2 separate regions of the Homo sapiens genome follow, and region 1 is linked to region 2. The links are chromatin loops, found by intact Hi-C in ENCODE. Cell type or tissue: heart left ventricle. All regions are shown on one strand. Each heading gives the region's core, and the rest is flanking DNA. Links, peaks and the distances in the headings are about the cores only. Region 1 overlaps POU6F2 (POU class 6 homeobox 2). Region 2 overlaps POU6F2 (POU class 6 homeobox 2).

What was found. A loop is a pair of places that touch in the nucleus more often than their neighbours do. Peaks named below come from ENCODE experiments on the same cell type or tissue, not always from the same donor. Only the 100,000 strongest peaks of a DNase experiment are listed, where the experiment ranks them.
Region 1: it touches region 2 in a loop (2.4-fold over the local background); 2 of 110 quality-filtered maps call a loop at or near these places.

What each region holds. Positions count from the first base shown.
Region 1 is chr7:39,080,365-39,088,704 of GRCh38, reverse strand. It overlaps POU6F2 (POU class 6 homeobox 2), which reads right to left. Exons shown (of 10, transcript NM_001370959.1): 2 at 2,674-2,845. Among named protein-coding and RNA genes, the nearest start is that of POU6F2-AS2, 71 kb to the right of the region's middle. In heart left ventricle, for the core only: no CTCF peak of the experiment used is centred there; no DNase peak of the experiment used is centred there; H3K4me3 peaks cover 1,440 bases; H3K27ac peaks cover 1,257 bases; H3K27me3 peaks cover 1,733 bases.
Region 2 is chr7:39,409,681-39,418,020 of GRCh38, reverse strand. All of the region lies in intron 6 of POU6F2 (POU class 6 homeobox 2), which reads right to left. It overlaps LOC105375238 (a long non-coding RNA gene), which reads left to right. Exons shown (of 3, transcript XR_927186.2): 3 at 1,657-1,741. Among named protein-coding and RNA genes, the nearest start is that of POU6F2-AS1, 7.5 kb to the right of the region's middle. RefSeq lists an enhancer at 3,401-3,530. In heart left ventricle, for the core only: no CTCF peak of the experiment used is centred there; a DNase peak (open chromatin) is centred at 3,470; H3K4me3 peaks cover 1,384 bases; H3K27me3 peaks cover 1,629 bases.

The sequences.
Region 1 (8,340 bases), core at 186-8,185, 330 kb after region 2:
ACTAAACATATCAAGATGCACATGATTTGTCATAATCTGGCCATCTCATTAGAGAAGCCCAATTTTCAATAATACGGTGTATATATAGAAGAATGACAGTTTGAGAAAGAAAGTATGTTAGAAAATTATTGTTTAGATAAAAACATAGATGCTGTCAACTACTCAGGAAGAATGCAATTCTTCATTATCAAGTAAAGGGTACAATCAGGACTACATCTAAAAACAAAAAACAGACTTGAACATATGCATATCAAAGAAAATCATAGTTCCTTAAATTGTGTCACCAAAGTTGCTAAAAATTCTGGGACAGAATTATTCTGGAAAGTTTTAGTCAGTTACGTAAACTAGAATTGCTAAGGCCAAGTCCCAGTAATATTAAAAAGTAAGAGCAAAACAGGCCCCTGCAAAGGAAACCTTATGAGAATATTAGAGTGTCTTCCTCCTGATCCTTTCTATTCTTTCTTTCTCATATTGTCTCTAATTTTTTCTCAAGTTCTCAAAACTGTTAATCTACTGCTTTCTTCTTGATCTAATTGGAAACTGGGAAATTCTCACATTGTGTTTGAAAAACAGTCTAGAGACCAAAGACAATTAAGTGAATTCAAAAGGAATGTAAGATGTAGGTTTTGCTGTGTTCTCTCACACAAACTCAGAAGTTGAGAATTTCAAAATGAAAAGTGGATTCCTTCTAAAATCCATTATGATTTTAACATTAAACTACAAATCCTTAGTAAATGCCATTAAACTTTTAATTCAAATCTCTTTGACCCTCTTGGAATTTTGAAGCTTTTTTCTCTACACATGCAAATCAGTAAGACGTAGCATAACAAATCTATAACAGTGTTCAACACTGGGAACCCTAAACAAATGAAAAAAATCAATCACCCCTCTTTTGGATTACTTGAAAGAAAACAAGTTAGAGGTCCAAGCTCAAGTCTACAAAATCCATTTGCTTTTATTTTAAATGCATGCAAAGTTTAGGAACAAAAATGTATTATCTGTAGCTTGTTGAACTCAAAATTGATTACTTTTTAAAAGTCAAAGTGCTTACTTAGCATACTCAACATTAGAGGGGCATGGGCATGGCTTTTACCTTTCTGTAATTTATCATTTTATCTGACTTTTCTCACTACCCTCCTAAAATTGAAGTAAAGGTTTTAGTACATAATTCTTCCTATATGGATAAAAACTTACACTATAAAAAATATTTCTTTAGGGTGAAAATGCTAAAACTCTAATGTGCAGGTTTGGAAATTCATGTCAGAGGTGGCATTGCTGCTTTTCAAAGAAGGGATGCTACCAAAATTTCTTGAAATTGGAATCTAGTATATTGTTAAGCATAAAACAGTATTGTACCCAGAGAAGATCTGAAAAGCAGAGTTTCTCTGTGACATCTCTCTAATGTTTGATTGAGTAAGCATTTAAAATTAGGGAAAAGATTGTCGGTTGAAGCACGCTAGCCTAGAGTTGCCAAACTCTCAGGGCAGCTTGCTTTCTGTCGGTTAAAATAAATAAATAAATAAATAAATAAATAAATAAATAAATTAATTAATTAATTAATAAAGCCTGTGTTTCAAGCCGAATTGCTGACTTTCTTAACAAAGTAGTAGTCTATGTAATGATTTTTTTTTTTTTTTTGAAGTTCAGGTGCTTGACTGTTTCTTACCTGAGACCAAGCAGTACTCTGCCTGATATATATATGTCAGGTTAGTATGTATATATATGTCTATGTGTGTGTGCACACACACGCACTTGAAAATAATTAAAAGCAAACGTTTCAGGAGCAATTGTTCTGAAAACCTAACGTCACTCTGTACCCTAAAGTGCTTCTCCAGCAGAGACATCCATTAACATCTATCACTCAGGCACGCGCCTCAACAACCCGCTCCCCTTTCTGATTAGAGATCACAGTTGCATGAGTTGGCTTACAGAGTGTCATCTGTTTGAATGACAGATGTCTTTGCTGGAGTGGCACTCTGCTTGTTCTTGTTTTGTTTATGAAACAAAGATTCCTAAAAGGTCTTGGGCTGCCTCTACTTTTAGTTATGATGCTATAAACACAATGTGGAAAAGGAGAGGGGTAGAGGAGGGAATCAGAGAACCTGTTTTCTTTCCTCATCACCTTTTTAAAAAAAGAAGAAATATTCATTCTGATTGTGATGACACAATGTTATTTCTCAGAGCAATTCCTGTGTCCACCTTTGTTTACCTGGCATAGCACGACTTGTATTGATATTTTTCAGTTCTCCTCTCCCATCTTTAGACGATAGATAATGTCTTTACTCACCTTCCCCTTAACAAAAGGCTGCGAAGCAACCTGAAACCGAGTCGATATTTACTCAATAAATGTTAACCAATTCTCACAATGGAACCGATTTCCTGATTATTATTACCACTTTCTATTTTTTTCCAAACAATTTCCAGCCTGGGGACTCTAGCAATATTTGACAAGTCAAAATGGGCAGCGAATAAGTTCCTTGTTGGTAAAAGTTTGGAGGACATCCTCCTAGCCGGCTGGAATCAGCTTCAGTGGCTTAGCACCTCCAAGATGCTCCTTTTTAGTACTTACGGGAAAACTGAATGAACAACAGAAAAAAAGGGGGGGTTGGGGGGGTTGGATTGCTCTTCCGGACAACATGGTAGTACTGAAATGAAATACCTAGACAGACTTACCGAAGAGCTTGCTGGGAGTGTCCTCGCTGTCATTTGATTCCACAGGCGCAAGCAGGGGCTCATTCAGCTCGCTGTCTGAAGTAGCAGCCTTGTCCTCACCTCTCAACTCCGCATTCATTTCACTCCGCACTGACAGCAAGGGCTTACTGACTTGTCCAGCTATCATTGGATCCTAGGATGGGCGAAAAGAGTGAAGGGGAGGAAAAAAAAAGTGGCAGATTTAGAGTGCGTGTCCTCTCTCTCCCTCTCCCTCTCTCTTCTCTCTCTCTCTTCCACACACACTCTCCCTCTCTCCTCTCTCTCTTATCTCTGGCTGCTCCCGCTGTTATTGCTGGCTGCAGTCAAGTGAAGAGCTATTACAGATCCGATGAGTTCTCCATTACTCCCCACCCTATTAAAGCTCAACTAGCATGTGAGAGATTCAGGAGGCTTCGGAGGAAAAAAAAAAAAAAAACTTCTTTGAAAGCAACCTAACCAACACAGCTTTAATTGTGGGATATGCTTTTGTGCGAATGTTTTTACACCTTGTTCTGTCTTTAATGCAGTAAGAAAAAAGAAAGTGCTGGGTTTGTACTTCAGCAACATACTAAAAAGGAAGAGCACCCTATGGAGGAACCACGGGCTATTTTAAGAAGCCTTCTCCCCGGGGGAGAAGCAATTAAACCCTATCCCAAGAGCAGAGAAAAAAGATAGGGAGAAAAGAGACCTCGAAAGGCTTTCAATGGAATAAAAGATATTTCTTATGTAAATTCTATAAGCACCCTTAGAAGTTGGCTTCACTGGTCCCAGATTGGGAACCGGAGCTGACCCCAAATCAAATGAACATTTTAAAGCAAATAATACACAACACAATACACGAAAATTGATTTAAATTTTTTTTAAGGAATTGGGAAAATACTTACAAACTGTGTTCAATAATTCGGATACCTAGAGCATCGTACACCCAGAGCATTAAAGAAAAAGAAAACAAAAATCGCCTTCAGAAAAGACAAACTTTCCCCCCTAATTATTTAGATCTGCTTTATCTTCAGCTCATTAAGGAGGGCATTTTAGGATCAGAAATATTTTCCAAGTGTAGTCTTTTATTCCATTTGCAAACTGAGATGCATAATATTGTTTTGGCACAATATCGGATGCAGAAGGAAAGGAGAGCAAGAAGTGCCCTTTTTGCGAGATCTGGGAGCTATTTATTGCCAAGTTCATGCCTAAATGGTTCCTGAGCAGGAAACAGGTGACCAGCACAGAAGCAGGTGGGGCGGCATGCTCCCGGGTCCCACCATTGCATTGGTTGCGGTATGCCTGTGTTTTATTTTTTTTTAATGTATTCATGCTTGAAAAGTGAATTTGATATGACACATGATAATCTATGAAAATGTTAATCAATACAAATAGTTTAAGCTGTCATCAAATGCACTTCTTTAGTCAATACTCATACCATTGAAAACAATGTCACTGTCACCAGGGCTTAATTTACACAGCACTTAAATATTGGACTCTGTGCATCAATGCACTTCTTCTTCAAATACTGTAGGTAAACACATTTTCTCCCTATTTAAGGCTGAAGCACTCAGCACGCATTTAGCTGAGCCGAATCCTCCCTTTTGAATACCTTGATAGGTCCACTGGAGGGCAAAATTAATACTTAATTGAATCTCACAGTCATCAAAATAATCAATACTTTTTTATTATTTATTCTTTACAGTCTGTTGACTGTTTCAAACCTCTGAGGGAATGGTGGAAAGGATTCATGGCTTTGAAACACTGTCATTTAACAAGGTAATTTTCAGTGGGGCATTAGGGGTTGTGAAACATATAATAAAACAAAAATGGTGGCTTATAATAGGAAGAAAGAAAAGAATTATATTTCTGCCATCTAACAAAACAGGATAAATAAAAAAGCAAGTGCAGAGAGAGACAGCGAGAAAGGAGGGGGATGAGGGAGAGAGAAAGACTGGCTTTTGAAGGGTTTTATCATATCAAGAGCAGAGCCGAGCTTTCATAATGCTGACATTTCTCATCCTGACAATCCTAAACAAGTGGAAAGGATGAGATCGCAGATATCATCTTTCATCACATTCCCCAGCTTAAGAACCAACATGACAGCTCCTTTCCCCTTTACACTGTTAATTACTAAATAAAATACTACTCTCTGTCAGCACCAGATTATTGCAGATAGCAACCACAAACATTTCTCCATTGTTTTCCCCCCTCAGAAATGGTGATACCTACCTTGAACTCTTTAGAAAAGAAATTAGACTTGTCTCACCATATTGTAAATATTTGAAATATAATCAATGTAATCAATGCGGTCGATTCACAGTATTGTCAGCTTGAATTTGCTAGTGATAGATTTGCATTTTGTTTACTGGGTCTTGTTGCTGGGATTTGGAGCGCTTGAAACTTGGGGTAGATGGGGGAGGCAGGCAGAAGGGAAAAGAGACACACAATTCTCAAGATTTCTCTGGATCTCTTTCCTAAATATCTAAGAAAGCATGCATGTTCGAGTTCTGATTCAGTTGGTGGGTGGGTGGGTAGGGAAGGGAACAACGCTCATTGGTTGACCTCGTGGCATTCCTAAGTATACTCGTCATGTGATGTCAAGATCCCAGGCTTACATTCTAGTCCACTCTTTTTACTTTTTAAAAGGTTGAATCCTCAGTCTCTCTAATCTAGAGGAAGGGGTGTGACCTATACCTTTAAGACACCCAGTCTCTGTCACTGTACTGCTCATCTGAGCATTTTTTAAGATAATGTTAATGATAAACTTATGTTGAGAATAGCAGTCTTATGATAAAACAGACATGATTATTAATGTGCCAGTGAATATCTGGGTAAACTTAAGAAAGAATATTCTACTCTTGCCTTATTTGTGAAGGGTCAAACTGAATCCCGAATCACACTGACGAGCTGAAATGCAGCTGCTGAGTTCAAGTGTACTTAAATCTTTAAGATGTTCTGTCTGGCTGATGTGTGCAAAACATGCACTGGCAGATGGTATATGTTCACTGACCATTAGCTCTTCTTCCTTAAATTACTTTTATGTACCTCATACATGGCTAGGTTCCCAACTAGTGCCTCTCACCAACTTGAGCTTTGAAAATCCAAGAGTTTGTCATTCAAGTACTCATTTAATTTTTTTTGTCTTACAAAACACTTTACGTTTTCCATAATGCAGCTCTAGCCCATATATATATTTGTGTGTGTGTGTGTGTGTGTGTGTGTGTGTGTGTGTGTGTGCATGACATGGTTAAACAGCAAACCCCTAGTGAGGCAGAGAGCAGACAGCTTTTAATCACAGCTGCAGCCACTGGGGGGTCCATTTGAAAATGTGTCACAAGCAGTAACCAGTGAGTACAGACTTATAAGTGATGGGGGAGTGCCTCTTTCAAGTAGCACTCGGCTTGGAAGTCATTCTCTCTCTGCCAAGAGCCATAGCAGTCTGTGAAATCCTTTCTGTCGTAGTGAAGAGAGGATTTTCCAACATGCATCTACGTAGGTGCTTGTAGAAATGTAAGAGACCTGCAACTTCAACCTGTACAAGGATCTCTGCAGCGGTAAACAGGAACAGAAGTAGCTAGTGCAGGTGAGAAGTAAAATAGAGCTGATGAAGTTTCTTACTTGAAACTCTGAAATTGTTACTATCACAATAGAAGATGTTGAGACTTCTTTGCAATTCATTTATCAATCCCGACAGAAGAAAGTGACTAGTCCACCATGGAACAGTATTGCATGTGTGCAATAGGATGTGGCATGTGCCAATACAGGACACTCACGGGGCCATCAGAGACCCAAGAACCAGACGGTGGAAAAAGGAGAAGCAGAAGTAGTTTCTATTAGCAAAATCACAACAAAAATTTTCACCGTGTCCTACAAAGAGAGGATTGCAATCTCCATCAGAAACTACACAGTGATTATCTGTCTCCTTCAAGCATTATGAAGGAATAAATATAGGTCCCACTTATTGAATGCCTTTACCAGACAGTCTCCTCAGATGGATCTAATGTTACCCCAGCTATGCAAGGTATTAGCCCCATTGTATGGGTAAGAGACGGAGGCTCAGTGGGCTAAATTTCTTGCCCCAAAGGCACGCAGCTAAGTGGTAAAGCTGCATTTTCAAACCTGGCCAATTCATCTCCAAAAGTCAGCACCTTTTTTACCCAGTAGGCGTTGAGTGAAAAATTCAAGGCTTATGGACTTAGTAATTCATGGGGTATCCCAGATTTTGGATGATGAGCCAGAGCCAGTGGCTGTGAAGGGTGTTAAAGCCTGGATAACCTAGTCCCAGACATACTGTGTGTAGTATTATCTTCCCTACAGAATGTAGGAACAAAACAGCTCTCTGGCTGACATTGCTTGAATGAAGTCTATGGGGCAATATGGTATAGTAGACAGGACATCAGATAGTGTTCAATACCCAGGCTTGCATTCAGCTTCACCCTCTAGATAAACATGGCAAGCCACTTAACCACCTTTGGCCTTGGTTTTCTTGTCTAGAAAATGAAAAGGCTATAATAAAACAATATTTCCCAAAGTACATTCCACAAAACACTTGCCCCAAAAGATACTCTACAATGAAAGAGTTCTGCAGTCATACCCATGTGGAAAACTCAGCAGGGAAGTCTACCAGGAAAGAAGTCGATCTAACTTTCTTATTCTAGCACTTTCCCAAGATTATCTGACCATGGGAGGTCTTTGCCTTATAACTCTTATATTATCTAATAGATCTGGAATGGGCAAGGTTCGATTATCTGTAAATTACTGCACTAATTTTTAATGATTCTATAATACTAAACTCAAACACTTCTACAAGTACATATTTGTGTAGTGCTTCTCACATTCTAACAACTTTTACCTAATTAATGTTTCTTAGTTTATTTATGTGTAGTTAGCATATATGATATATGATTTACTATATACTAACCATATATACTGTCATTATATGCTAACTTCTGATGTACTTTCATATAATTTTTAAATAGAGATGTCCCAGTGTACTTCTATCATAAAGCCTTTAAAGAGTAGATATGGGGTACTGTATTAAGAAGGAGAATTCATCTTGGGCTTTGTGTTTTTTTAACCACGCTGCTAAAAATAATACCACATAAACAAATATGTAATTTGGCTAAAGACCTTCAATAATTTAACCAACAGAGTTTTGATAAGCATATTCATTCTCATTTTATAGTCGGAGAAACTAAAGATAGCGAGATAATTAACTCAGCAAAGCATCCGTGTCCAGTGGCAGCCACATGATGGAAATACCCACATCTCTCTACACTGAGCTTGAAAGAGGTCCAGCATATTTTTATGTACGTGCAAACTAATGATGAAACAGTCCATCAGAACAGCTTTGAGGAAAATGCAAATAACACAGGCAGGCTTCAAAAATCCAGGGAAACAATTCATTTGGTTGTGAAGCACTCAAGTATGGTAAAGTTATACAATACACAACAGATTTATTCCTAGAATTCAATAGAAAAATTGCATTCATTATAAAGAAAAAAAATGTATTGGATTTTCCCTCCTCTCAAAATGCTACATTTCAACTTGGGAGAAAGGATAGAAACAAATTACCTACATCCAATTTAAGATGCAAACACACCGTCATATTTTGTGTTTAGTTTTTCCCACGGAGAAGAGGTAAAAATTGAAATCAAAAAGAATTAA
Region 2 (8,340 bases), core at 218-8,217:
TAATATATCAAGTGCTTGGCACATAAATAGCTGCTTGGCACATAAATAGTGCTCAATTAGTGGCAGCAACATATTAATTTATTATTGCTATTAATACTAATCCTCCTAACAAACTTGAGAGGAATATATTAGTGTCATTTCATGGAAGAGATAACTTTAGCTGAGGAAGATTAAATATCTTGCCAGCGGGGGCAGAGCTGCTTGCAGATGAAGTCAGGATTCAGATTTGTCTGATTTGAAAGTCCATGTTCTTTATCCTGGGCCACCTTTCATGTGAGTACATGGACATTTGCACTGTCCATCTCTGTTACTCTAAGGAGATTGGTTTATTGTATCTATTGGCAAGTATCTCATCTAGGGAGTGTGCAACATTTTTTTTCCTGTTTGTGTATCTTTGTGTTGTTTGATTAATAGCATTTACTTACAAATATAAAGCTGCATCACATCTTGACTTCACTGTAGTATTCTGAACCCTCCACCTGATGACATCTTCTCAGGATCTATTTATATTGTTAGTTATACAGGTAGGAAAGCTTAGTTGATGAGACAAATGGCAATTTGGAGTAATGGCTAGTGCACTAAATTCAATTGGGTCATTCAAAGGCCTACATTTGAACTTAATCTGGCTCCTCTCACTGTTGTAAGTTGTGACTTTTCCATTCCTACCTAACTCTGATTTATTTCTCATTTCTTTCTTATTGGCTCTGTGAGTTGATGACATCTTTAAGAGTATTCATCATGTCAACAGCTCACAGACCAATAAGAAAGTTGGGTGCATTATTGGGCATATGGTGTGGTAAATGATATACTGAATGTTTATTTGAAAGTTTAATGTCGCTCACATGTGAATTTAATGTTTTCTCCTCTCCGATAATGCTCATCTTAACTATAAACATAGTTTGCAGAAGGAACTGATGTTGTTCTAGGACGCTAAATCAAAATTCAGCACTTCCTCCTTTTCTTGTCCACCCTCCTTCTACTCAAATCAAGTTTAATTTTCATTCTATAGTTGGAAAAGCTGAGATATAAATGGCTTCCACTCCCATCCCTGACTTTTTGTTAAATACTAAAAAGGAGCCATCATCAACAGCCCATTGTATGGTCTTATTGATACTGGAATTGGTTCAGGATATAAATAACATATTTCCTCAATTATAGTATCCCCCTTAATTACAACATTTCAATGATAACTTCTTTTTTTTTTTTACATTTTTAACATTTTTGAAATTAGGCTACTTCTAACAATTGATATACTTGTTAAATGTGGTATTTTCTTTCCTCCTCTCCAAAAATCACTGGTATGACTTTAAGTGTAATTTAAAATCAGTGGTGTCTTAGACTCAAAAGAATTCTTGTAATTCTTGCTCTATCAATCCCACAGAGTAAGAAGACTCAAAATACAGCATTCGATATTTCTCTTTTTCTTTGGAAGGGTTTACCTCATTCTGGGTGGATCTAGAAATGTGTGGGGTCTTGCCACATTAGGAGCTCAACCAATTCTAACATCACTGTGCTGTGTGGGACAACAATCTTCAGCTGCAATCTTCAGCACAACAGAAGATTCACTGGGATAGGGTTTTCTATTGAGCTCTGAAAGGCTCATTTGATGAGTGCCCATACGAAGCACTCACCATGCATTTCTTTCCTCATTGCTAGGTTGCCTCACTGGAAGCCAGGACACCTATGGACACCTTAAGGCGATTTTCTCTGGCAAGAAGTGGAGATCTGATACAGACTTTTCAAGAATGTCTCATTGCTTTAGACAATTCCCTGACACTACCTGTCTGGTTTCTTTGATTAGCAAAAATAATCATAGTAAAAATACCAATCAAAATACCCTGTAATTATTCGGTAAGGTTTACATCTCTTTACAGTTTTCTAGTGTGTGTGTGTGTGTGTGTGTGTGTGTGTGTGTGTGTGTGTGTGTATGCCTTCGAGAGAAATCTGTGAGGTTGACAGAGCAAGAATTACAATTGCCATTTGCAGATGGAGAAATGAAGGTTCTGGAGTTTGTGACATGTCTGCGGAACAGCCAGGAAATGAACCAGGACTCTGAACCCGAGAAAATCAGGGTGATATGGAAGGATGGGAATGGACTTGGAACGCAAATCTCAGTTCTGCCACTTCCAGAAGATGTTATCCCAGGGAGTCACTTAACCCTTGATGTCTTGAGAATTTGCTCATTTGTGCAGCTGAGATAGTCAAACCTACCATGAACTGCTCTGTTAGGATTATAGATTATACCAGCCCCAGGGTGAAGGCTTAATGCATGGGAGATATTATTTTCATTGTTCTTTTCTGGAAGTCACTTGGCCCAAAGGAACATTCAGCTAAAGCCTAGCACTCCTCTAAGAATTAAGCCAGTTAAAGAGCTTTGCACACAGTAAGAAGTCATGTGAACATTCGTTACAGTATTTTGCCATAAGTGGGCACTAATTGGAATGTAAACTATGCTCATGAAAGAAAGATCTAATATGTCAGACTAGCTCTGAGGGAGCTGTTTGTAAATGGCATCTTGTTACGTAGTACCTGTTTAGAATTATAGCTGTTATTTAGGTTGCTTCATTAGTTAATTGGTCCTCTCCTATCCTTTAGACAGACAGGATGTGCCAACAGACTAGATTTAGGAGCCTCCACAAGAAAACGTTTCCCAATTCCCAGGAAAACGAAATACTCATGGATAAAAATTAAAAAGATGGGGCAGGAGCGGTGGCTCACGCCTGTAATCCCAGCATTTTGGGAGGCTGAGGCAGGTGGATCGCCTGAGGTCAGAAGTTCTAGACCAGCCTGGACAACATGGTGAAACCCGTCTCTACTAAAAATACAAAAATTAGCTGGGCGTGGTGGTGTGCGCCTGTAATCCCAGCTACTCGGGAGGCTGAAGCAGGAGAATCGCTTGAACCCAGGAGGTGGAGGTTGCAGTGAGCCGAGATTATGCCATTGCACTCCAGCCTAGGCAACAAGAGTGAAGCTCCGTCTCAAAAAACAAAAACAAACAAAAAATTTAAAAAGATAAACAAAACGCTGCAGCAGCCAGAAGTGGGAAAAGTGACAGCATCCCAGTTCTGCTTTAGGTGAGAGAGAACTTGGTCCTCTCTAGCTCAATCTTCAGAGAGAATCCTGCAAACTAGATTTCTCACTGTGCATTCCCGCACACCCATTTTATGGTACATGGCAGCCTGCACTGCTGAGTTTTGCTGGGGAAGGAGGGTAGAAAGAAAGAGTTCAGAGAGGGCTTTCCTTTCAGTTCTTTAAGTTAACCCTAAAGCGATTGATAACTCTTTCATTTCAGAAATGTGGTGGGGGGGCGGGGTAGAAGGATGGAGGGCGGGGCGACCTTGGGCGGGGCCGCACCCGCAGTCTTAAGGACGCACAGCCCGGCGCTTCTGCTGGGGCCCTGACGTCCCGCGCGTCCGCAGCTGGGCCGCCCCGCAGCAAAGCTTCCTGTCAAGTCCGCCGCCCGCGGAGTCCCTGCGCATCGGGGCTCAACAGCGCCATTTACCATCAAGAGGGTCCCAGGCCTCAGGACGGCGAGGGCACTTCCGCCCTTCACTCCACAGCCGCCCCCTCCACTCTCCCTCTGCCTGGGCACTGCAGGAGAGCCCCTTCAGCGAGCGCCTCGGATCCTCCCACGTTCATTTGCCCTCGGTTTGCATATTACGAGTCCCTGGGACTTTTGGGAACAGTTTGAGATCCCTTATCTCTGCAAACGTGTTATGTAGGTGTGTGCCCTCAAAACAGCACAGAAATCACCGCGAAGCCCCGGTTGCAAAGGAAACCCCCATTGGAAGAGGTTCTGTTCTGATTTAAATCACTATTTCGCATTTTTAAAAACGTGGATAGGAATGAGTGTGAATGGCTTCCTGCAGCATTTTTTGAAGTGGGCTCTGCCAGCGTGAACTCTGGGAAGTGTTCGGTTGGGGAATACAGGGTTAAGAAAGTTAAAGGGGTTGCTGGGGTGAAGCTCGGTGGGGCAGCCCTGCCGCCTGGCTCCGCCCGCGGGTGGGTCCCACGCGAGACGGCTGCGCGGCGCTGCCCGGCTCCTCGGACCAGGGGACCGTCGTTTGTGGGGCATCTTGAGGGGCTCGTTATTTTCCCGAAGCGCACATTTAGGGAAAAACGGCATTAATGCAACTGTTTCTCCTGAAATGAGGAACTAAAGCTCTCAACTGGGCTCTAAGGGGAAATTTGATATGTTAGTAGAAAGATTGAGGTTTATTGTTTTATCTTTATAACTCAGATGAAGTCAGGGTAAAATTCCTATAATGTTACTAATCCCATGAACATATATATTTCCCAGTCTCTAGAAAGAGCTGATTTAAGAAATGTTATTCGATTAAAAAAAAATGCTACTTGAAGTATATAGTTCACACAACGTGACTTAATTTTTACACCTTTTAAAATAAAATTTGCTACAATGACATTGCAAATGAGACAATACAAGCTTTTTCAGATTTTTTTTTGGCTTATAAAAGAAAGATGGCCAAAACCATTAGTTAAGCAAGGTGATATGAATAGATTGCTCTGTTCATAATATTTGTGAGAAAACATACAGACACCAACTCTGAATTTTCAACAAAACATGTCTGATTCTTACTTATTCAAAATATAGAAACAATATATTCTTTTGCCTTTTTTGTATTTAAAAATGGTATTATTCTGTACATATTATTTCGTATCTTGCTTCTTCAATGAATATTTTGGAGTAAAAATGCAGAACGTGCATGGAAAGTGTTCATTTTATCATGGTAATCACCTTGGGAATGGGAGAAGAAGGTGCTACGGTTTCAGCTGTGTCTGTCATGTTTTGTTTCTTATTTTTTCTTAAAATTTTTTAAAATTAATTAATTAATTATTTTTTTTGTGGCTGCTTCCCGCGGCTCCTATCCCTCTGTTTCTTTTAAAAATAAGCAAGAAGGCCGGGCGCGGTGGCTCACGCCTGTAATCCCAGCACTTTGGGGGGCCGAGGCAGGCGGATCACGAGGTCAGCAGATCGAGACCATCCTGGCTAACACGGTGAAACCCCGTCTCTACTAAAAAATACAAAAAAAAATTAGCCAGGCGTGGTGGCAGGCACCTGTAGTCCCAGCTACTTGGGAGGATGAGGCAGGAGAATGGCATGCACCTGGGAGGCGGAGCTTGCAGTGAGCCAAGATCACACCACTGCACTCCAGCCTGGGCAAGAAGCAAGACTCCGTCTCAAAAAAAAAAAAAAAAAAAAAAAAAAAAAAAAAAAAAAAAAGGCAAGAAAACTGAAGCTAATACGGAAAAAATTGTTAATATCTAGGTGGTTAAACAAGAGTGCCTTTTGTATTGTTTTGCAAAAATTATTTTCTATACATTTAACATGTTTCATTGTTTAAAATGAAATAAAGTAATATATGTGAATCTCCCTAAACTCCTGATCAACTGGCTTTGGCAGGATATTTCTAATGCACCTCATTTATTTAGTCACATAGTCAGAATTACACATATTTCTTTTCCATGGGGTTTGAAAATAATTTTACAAATGTGTTAAGCTATGGCTTTGTTAGTTCTTTTTGGCAGATCTAATAAAACCTAGAGAGGGACTCAACACTCACTGAATAAATTCATTGTATCTCAATCCTTTGGCTGAGATTTGCATTTACTACAACTTTATTTTCATTTATTTTGCAGTGATTTGCTTTAAAAGATTCTCATGTATTTAAATGATGGGCTAATTACTTTAGCAACCCACAGTTCAGGGTTAATTGCTGGTTTTTCATCCTAACAGAATAGCCATGATTTATTAAATGCTTATGGCATATATCAGGCACTGTGCCAAGCACTTTTTCTACCACATTTAACCCCGCAACAAATATATGTGAGAAGCCTATCATTCCTGTTTTACTGGTGAGGAAACAGAGGCCCAGAAAAAGGTTTTATAACATATCCAAGGTCCACACAACTAAGAAGTGACAGTGTTTGGGTTCCAATAAAAGTCCATTCTTTTAGCTACTCTCTTGCTCTCTGGAGATGTTATTTGTCTTATTACAACCCAGAGCAACATCTCCATCTGAACGTCATGTTGCTTCAATTCTAAGATACGTATTTTTAACCATGTTTGAAAGTGATGACATTGGGATGGCCTTCCAGTTGATGTGTCCATCTATGATGCTGGTGGTGTTCCTGCCTCTCCATCCACCCCTCTCCAGCCTAGAGCTTTTGAATAGAGTTGAGTGGCAATCAATGGTTTTGTACAATCAAAGGCATATCCTCTAGGTCATAATGCATAGGCTACTGTTAGAACCATTTGATTGCTTTTCTTTCATCACGGCCTTGTGGTCATTTTAGGAGGCAGCCCCTATCCTACACAGATCCAGAAAATCCTTCCAAATCTCACCAAACCAACTCTGCTCAGCTGTCATATGTATGTGCGTTCTTGAGTAACCTGACTAGGTAAGTCTCTTTACTTTTCCTTCTTTTTAATACATTGAAATAATAGTGTTTAGTTGACTTCCCCCCCCTTGACTGGCTTTTTAAGGACAAACGCATTTGACTTTACTTGCTGCCACTTAAGAAAATTTCACAGTGGTCTAGGACTTAATTTCATCAGGAAACATTCTGAGCTTCAGTTAAAATGTAGAATGCTTTCTTTAGCACCAGTATATAATAAAATTTCATTTGCTTTTACTTTTCTGCAATAACGCCAATAAGGAGATATTGCCAGGGGCACCAGGGAAGCCAATTCTATAGCTGAACAAATCGATAGTAAATCTACTTGCCAAATCTTGAACATACCCACTGAATAAGTGTTAAGAGCACATATATACACTCACATTTTCCCTCCTCCCTGCCGAACTATCCAAGATAAGGGTAAGATTTCCTTAAAATAACTTAATGTCCTACTACTAAGATTTTCACATTCTCAAACTCCTCACACATACACAGACTTCAGCATGGGTTTTTGTGCACAGTTATGAACTGAAAACACATACCATCTTGATTAATAGGTAGCATTTATTGGATGATAGCATTATTGAGTGATGATTATGTGCCTGATGCCATTCTCAGGACTTTAGTCCTAGGACCCGGTGTTACTATTATCTCCATTTTTCAGATGAAGAAATTGAAGCACAGAATAAGGAAACTGCCCAGTCTCACAGCTGGTGGATGGCAGTCTGGCTCCAGAACTCTTTCTTTTTGCTTGTACACTGTACTGCCTCTTGCTGCATGTCCAGATCAAATATAGCTTTCCGGAAACTATGAGTCAAAACTCTTAACAATGATGATGATGATAATTATGCAATCATTTACTGAGAATACCTGTGTACTCAGGCACTGTGGTAGGCTTTCCCCACACATTATCTCATTTAATCTTCATAACCTAGGAGCTTAGATTTTATTATCCTTACTTTATAATTGGCAAAACCGAGGCTCAGAGAGCTCAAGTAATTTGCCCGACGTCACAGAGCCAGTTATGGGCCAACCTGGAATTCAAACAAGTCCACAGCTAGCACCCGTTCCATTGCCCACCTGCCACACTTGCATGATTTCCAGATCCAGTAAACAAAGAGAACTAGGATGTTTTTCTCAGCAATGCCATAGTCATGATCAATTTCATGACTACTAATTTCAGGAGGACACATGCTACCTTCCCACCTCAGAGTGGAGTTGGGTACTATATAACTTTAGAGCCTTTAACATCCCTGGGTAAGATATGTACTTTATGATTTTATTTATTTATTTTGGAGACAGGGTCTCACTCTGTCACCCAGGCTGGAGTGCAGTGGCACAATCTTGGCTCACTGCAACCTCCGCCTCCCAAGTAGCTGGGACTACAGGTGCCTGCCACCAGACCCAGCTAATTTTTTTGTAGAGGCAGAGATTCGCCGTGTTGTCCAGGCTGGTCTCAAATTCCTGGAGTCAAGTGATCCACCTGCCTTGGCCTCCCACAGTGCTGGGATTATAGGCATGAGCCACCATGCCTGGCCTCTACTCTATGACCTTAGAATGCAGTATTTCTGTTCAAATTCATAACTCTATTGAATAGTGCCTGTTCTTTGAATGAATGACACACGAATGGGTGGGGTTAGAAAGTTACAAAAACAACTGAAGTTTTTCCTCCATGTTTGCTCAAAATAACTACTGGTTGGGGAAAAAAAGGAGCAGTAATAAAATTCTTCAATATATGGAGATTTCCTATCTCTTTAAATTTACTGATATCCAGTTAACAGAAACAGAGTCAGATGCCAAGATAGGGAAGCAAAACTGCCAAGTCCCAGGAGGGGGGATTTCTTTCTGTTGAGAGTTGAGGGCCAAGACCCTGACGGAAGATTCTGGCATGTCTCCCCACGTGGGGTGGACATCTGCCCAGCC